2 separate regions of the Homo sapiens genome follow, and region 2 is linked to region 1. A link is a contact called in ENCODE Hi-C or POLR2A ChIA-PET data. All regions are on one chromosome and are shown on one strand. The core of a region is the stretch at or near the end of the contact, and the rest is flanking DNA. Distances in the headings are between cores, read along the strand shown. Region 1 holds the start of TRARG1 (trafficking regulator of GLUT4 (SLC2A4) 1 (gene/pseudogene)). Region 2 overlaps ABR (ABR activator of RhoGEF and GTPase).

The links. Hi-C counts contacts between places; a loop is a spot of excess contacts on that map. ChIA-PET counts read pairs that join two places held with the same protein, here RNA polymerase II (POLR2A). Pooled maps may share reads with other maps.
Region 2: POLR2A ChIA-PET joins it to region 1 with 11 read pairs in MCF 10A. The contact joins the enhancer-like site here to the promoter of TRARG1 in region 1. A Hi-C loop is called at or near these places in 1 of 168 maps with a recorded cell type or tissue (CD8-positive, alpha-beta T cell), 3 of 37 single-sample maps with no recorded cell type and 5 of 50 pooled maps. POLR2A ChIA-PET finds 5 or more read pairs at or near these places in 3 of 52 experiments (H1, MCF 10A and activated CD4-positive, alpha-beta T cell).

The regions. Positions count from the first base shown.
Region 1 is chr17:1,278,169-1,281,057 of GRCh38, reverse strand. TRARG1 (trafficking regulator of GLUT4 (SLC2A4) 1 (gene/pseudogene)) reads right to left here and starts at 1,396. Exons shown (of 3, transcript NM_172367.3): 1 at 670-1,396. The coding sequence starts at 1,056.
Region 2 is chr17:1,110,730-1,113,618 of GRCh38, reverse strand. The region is part of intron 2 of ABR (ABR activator of RhoGEF and GTPase); the gene reads left to right. Among named protein-coding and RNA genes, the nearest start is that of ABR, 68 kb to the left of the region's middle. Within about 2 kb of position 1,357, at least 2 of the 41 ENCODE cell types and tissues checked have a DNase peak (open chromatin) inside an H3K27ac peak, as active enhancers do.

The DNA of each region.
Region 1 (2,889 bases), core at 147-2,646:
TTTTCACTTGTGACCCAGACCTCCCCTGCCCTGAAGACGAGGCTGAAGTCAGCGTAGCTGTGGAGCTGCAGAGGGCTCCGGAGGGAACTCCACGCCTCGGGAGGAGCAGTCTGCCAGCTCTCCCCGCTTTGTGCGCCCCTCGGGGGAGCCTGGCCCCGGAGCCCTCAGGGTACGGCAGGGAAGCCGCTGCGACTCTTGGAAACCGGAGCCGGCAGAGGCTGGGAGCATGTCCAGGTGGCCTGGGAGGACACATGGGCGCTGGGACCCCCGTCCGGTGCAACCTCTGCTGAGACAGCCCCACTTGGCGATGACCCTTTGGGACCGCCCGTCCCTCCTAAAACAGCAAGACCCCCAGCCTGGCTATCTTTCTGCCCCGCGGGATGTATCGCCAGGCAGCTCCCTGAGGGCCCCTCCCCAGCAGACACAGGTGCAAAGTCGAGCTCTGATGCCCAGAAGCAGAGATGAGAGAACAGAGCAGGAGCTCTTCCAGCCCCGGGGCCCCTCTCTAAGAGGAAGGAGGAGGCCAGTGAGGAAAGGAGTCTTCCCCAAGCCCCCCACTCCCAGCTCTCTCTTCTCCACACCCTGGGCAGTGTTTGGTGCCTGCCTGGGGGAAACACCTGCCGACCCCTGGGCCCAGCCCCTGCCCCTGGAACAAAGACCAGCACTTACCATGATGGAAATGATGAGGGGGATGAGGTTGAGGGGCCAGACGGGGCAGAAGCAGGCGACGACGGCCAGGATGAGGTAATCTCTGGGGGCTTCTTGGTCTTGGGCATAGGAGGTGGTGGCGATGGAGGACGCCCTCCTTGAGCTGGCCCGGGAGGGGGACCGAGGCAGTGGGGCCTCCAGGTGCCCCTCGGAGATGGCCTTGAAGGGTAGGCCCTGGCTGTTCTGCTCCAGATCCAGAGGCCCCGAGAGGGTCTTGGACAGATTCAGGGTCTTGTCATCCTTGTTCTCTGCCTTGGTGAGGAGTATCTCCATCTCCGGCAGGTCCAGGAATGCGGCGGAGCCTGGCTCCTGTGCTGAAGGAAACTCGGACTGCACCGGGTGGGCCATGGGGGCCTGGGCCTTGCGCGGCTGCAGCTCCAGGCTGGGACAAGGGGCTCTGGAGGGACCTCAGCGCGCCATTCCCCAGCCCAGACTGAGGGCCTCCAGGTCGGGGGCAGGGGCGTCCCTCAGGAGACGGAGGGCCGGCTGGGTGCTGGAAGGGTTGGGCTGAGCTTCTCAAGCCAGCTGAGTTCAGAGGCTGGGGCCTGCCTGCTGCCCCCGCGGAGCTCCCAGAAAGACGCTGGAGCCTGCAGCTTTGTTCAAGTTTGAGGCCAACTTTGCTGGTGCTGCTGAGAGCACAGATGGGCAGGGAAGCAACGGAAAGCTCAGAGAGCAGAGAGAAGAATGCGCCTCTTCCCAGGGAGGCTCAGGCTCAGTCAGGGAGGCTGTGTGTGTGTGTGTGTGTGTGTGTGTGTGTGTGTGCGTGTGCGCACACGGCCTCCCTCCCTCTCCCCCTCCTTGGTGATGCTTTTCCTTTTCAATTCCCCTCTCCCCAGAGAACCACCCTGGCAGGATTTTGCCTCTGCCCCAGCCCAGCCCAGCCCAGCCCAGCTCTGCCCAGCCCAGCCCAGCCCAGCCCAGAGGGACTTGGGCCAGCCTCCGGTTTCTGTTGCAGCTCCAGGGCCTGCTCCTCTGGGCAGGGTCTCTGGATGGGGAGAAAGACACTTTGGGCCCCACAGGGATGTGTCTTCAGCTGTCCTGGGAACTGAGCCCTCCGCTGCTTCTTCCAAAGCAAGCGTGTACTTCTTTCTTTCTGTTGGGAAATGCTGGACCTTAGGGCCCCCTATTACATCCCACCCAGACCCTGACCCCCAACCGCTGGGAGCATCCAGGCCAAAGCCTGGCTCCCGACTCCAGAAGGGAAGGGGAGATGTGAGCACCAGGGTAGCCCCTGGATCCTGCCTGGACCCTGCATGGACCAGCAGGGCCCCATGAGTAGGTTTCTACGTAGCTCACCACCAGGTGGGGAAGAGGATAAGGGGGAGTGTTGGGTCCACCTCATGCCCATCAGAACGATTCTGGGGTGCTAAAGAGCCGGTGGCAGAGAGCCCCTAGGTCAGCTGCTCCGGGCAGATGCCAGCTCGGAAGGGCCTCAGGCTGTTTGTCCTATCGGATTCTCCTCCTTTGTTCTCTCTTAGGTTTTCTCCCTCTGTCTCTGCCTTCTTCTCTATCCTCGGCATCTCTTTCTATATTCCTGACGCCCCTCCTTACATTGTTTTACAAGTGTGATCTGGAGCCGCCACGGATGTGTGTGTGTGGTTTGAAAGTGGTTGTATGAAATAGTTTAAAATCCTACGATCAGGCGGGATGCCATGGCTCATGCCCATAAACCCAGCACTTCGGGAGGCCGAGGCAGAAGGACTGCTTTAGCCCAGGAGTTTGACACCAGCCTGGGCAACATGGCAAAATCCCATCTCTACAAAAAATACAAAAAATATATGGGCGTGGTGGTACATGCCTGTAATCCCAGCTACTTGGGAGGCTGAGGGAGGAGAATCGCTTGAGCCTGGGAGGTCCAGGCTGCAGTGAGCCGAGATCCTGCCGCACAGCTCAGTGGGAGATATGGGGCTGAAAGGACACCTGGAAATGAATAAGATTTGAAAACTCAGCCGGGCACGGTGACTCATGCCTGTAATCCCAGCACTTTGGGAGGCTGAGGCAGGTGGATCACTTGAGGTCAGCAGTTCGAGACCAGCCTGGCCATCATGGCAAAACCCTGTCTCTACTAAAAATACAAAAATTAGCGTGGTGGTGGGTGCCTGTAACCACAGCTACTTTGGAGACTGAGGCAGGAGAATCACTTGAACCTGGGAAGAAGCGAACGTTGCAGTGAGCCAAGGT
Region 2 (2,889 bases), core at 108-2,607, 170 kb after region 1:
ACGTTTAAAGTCGAATCTAAAAATAAGCAGTGGGCCAGGTGCCGTGTCTCACACCTGTAATCCCAGCCCTTTGGGAGGCCGAGGCGGGTGGATCACCTGAGGTCAGGGGTTCGAGACCAGCCTGGCCAACATGATGAAACCCCATCTCTACTAAAAATACAAAAATTAGCCGGGCCTGGTGGCGGGTTCCTGTAATCCCAGCTACTTGGGAGGCTGAGGCGAAAGAATGGGTTGAACCGAGGAGGCGGAGGTTGCAGTGAGCTGAGATCATGCCACTGCACTCCAGCCTGGGTGACAGAGCGAGACTCCGTCTCAAAAAAAAAAAAAAAAAAAAAAAAAATCGCAATAGGTGTTTCCATGTTATCCCTTCCAGAAAAGTGGCACCTCAGCTGCAGAGTTCTGACACTGCTCCCCTCCCCAGTACGGCCTTGCCCCTCCCTTGACACTGCCTTGGGAGTCAGTCACCAGGTCAATCTGTCCCTGAGACTGTCAGCTCCGCGAGGGTAGGCACGGGGTTCCCTGTCCATGGCTGCATTCCGATGCTAGCACACTGCCTGGTGCACAGCAGGCGGCTAACAAATGCTTGCTGATTGGGTCAGGCGGTTAACAACTGCTTGCTGATTGGGTCAGGCGTTAACAAATGCTTGCTGATTGGGTCAGGTGGTTAACAAATGCTTGCTGATTGGGTCAGGCGTTAACAAATGCTTGCTGATTGGGTCAGGCGTTAACAAATGCTTGCTGATTGGGTCAGGGAAGGAGGGAATGGAGGGTGGGTGTGGGGGAAGACTGTGGGGAGTCAACCATTGGAGACTGAGATTTAGACTTGATGGTGTCAGAAATCTCAGTGGCTGCGAAAGATTTCAAACAGTAGCTAGGTGTGGTGTGTGCTTATGCCCCTCACCCTCCATGATGCTGTTCAGCCCACTTCTCCAAGTTCATCTTCTGTCCTCTAGCAAGCAGCGCTTCTTAACCTGCCTTCCTTCCTCTCTTCCTTCCTTCCTTCCTCCCTCCCTCCCTCCCTCAAGACAGAGTCTGGCTCTGTTGCCCAGGCTGGAGTGCAGTGGTGCGATCATAGCTCATTGCAGCCTCCAACTCTTGAGCTCAAACGATCCTCCCACCTCAGCCTCCTGAGTACCTGAGATTTCAGGTGCGCCACTGCAACCGGGTTGCTGAAGCTGCTTAACCCTTTCCTTTCGGGCCTTCTCTTCTTTGCCTGGAAACCCTTCCCTATTTCCAGATGCTACTCAGAAGCCACTGTCCTGTGAAGCTTTCACTCTCAGGCAGCGTTAGTGCCACTGTCCTCCATCCCCAGGGTGGCTGGTAAACGAGAACACTGCCTCGTGTGTTCACACGTCCTCACCCCAGACGGATCGAGAGCCTGAGAACGGCAAGGGCCCCGTCTCCCAGCCTCGTATGTGTGCCATGCCAGGCCTTTTCTGGGTATGAATGAATGAATGAACAGACAGATGGACAGACAAGATCAGGAGCCAAAGTGGGGAAGTACGTGTGGTCGTGTGGGTGTAAGAGGCTCTAAAGCTTGGTGGGGTGGTGGCTTTGGCAAAGGAAAAGAAGAACCGAAGGACTTGGTAAAAGGGATGTGGGGGTTGAGGGAAGGAAGACTCGTAAGATGGCGGCCGCACTAACAGAAGTGGAAACCCGGAAGGGGAAGCTGTTTCAGAAGGAGGAAGGGTCCTTTGGTCCAGATGTGTGGAGTGGAAGGGCCGTGGCTGGGCTTCCAAGTGAGGAGACCCAGTGGCCGGGGCAGGTGCTAGACCTAGAGCCCAGCAAGACACCAGGGCTGCAGCTGGCAGCGGGCCACCACTGGCCTGGAAGGGAGAAGGGCTGCTTCTCTGGGGGAAGGGAGCAGAGGGCTGAGGCTGGGCCCAAGCAAGTGACTCCACATTTACAGGAGGCGGGAGAATGAAGGGCCAGCCTACACCAGAGAGTGGTCGGGGCAGTGCCTGCATCAACAGGGCAGCTGAGGGCTTGGAGAAACTCTAGACTGCAGAGGCCAAAGAGTCGGAGAGGGAGGCCTCTGGCTTTGGAATAAACCGTTTGGGGGGGCCTTTGAAGCAGGCTGCTTCTATGGAGAACATTAGGAGCCAGGCCGAGGCAGATGGAGTGTGGAGCTCAGGTCCAGGGCTGGCTCAGGGCATTTGTCAGGGAAGGGGAGGGAAGCTGTGGGGACTGGTGAGTCACTTCCCCTCCAGGGGGGCACCGAGGGCCTGTGAGTGGAGTCTGTGTCTGATGGAGGGGCACTCTCATTACTCACTGGAATTTCCAGCCACCGGGGACAGGGTGGAGTAGAGAGGCCCTGGATACTCAGGGAGTCACTTGTGTGGGGTTCAGGGATTTTGGGAAGAAGTGGGCGTCAGTCTCACCATGCCGTGTAGAGGTGTGGGGAACGGGGACGAGGATATCCTGGCAGACTTCCAAGGGCACCTCATGTCCTCTTGAGTGGAGGAAGGAACACAGCAGGGGCCTGTGGGGTTTTAGGCCCTTCTTCGTGTCACCTGCAGGTCTGACTCATGTGGGCAGCCCATGCCATGCACTTGGAGCCCGCCGGGCGGGAGACAGAAGAACCCGTGGTACCAGGCCCTGAGCTGGCATACTTGTGCCCTGGGGAATGCCAGGCCTGGTCGTTCCCAAGCCCTCGCCACAGCCTCACCCGCCCGCACCAAATGAGGAATTGTGGCTGAAAGGGCCCTTCAGATGCGCCCTGGCTATTTATAACCCACCCAGGCAGGGACAGGGGAAAACCAGGGGCTGGAAGGAGATGGGTGGGGTGGGGGTGTGCCTCTGTTGAACCCTGGTGGCACAGTTCCCTGATCAAAGGCTGTTAGCCCTGGGGCCCCTCAAGGGCTCACCCCGCAATCCCCTGCTCTGTAT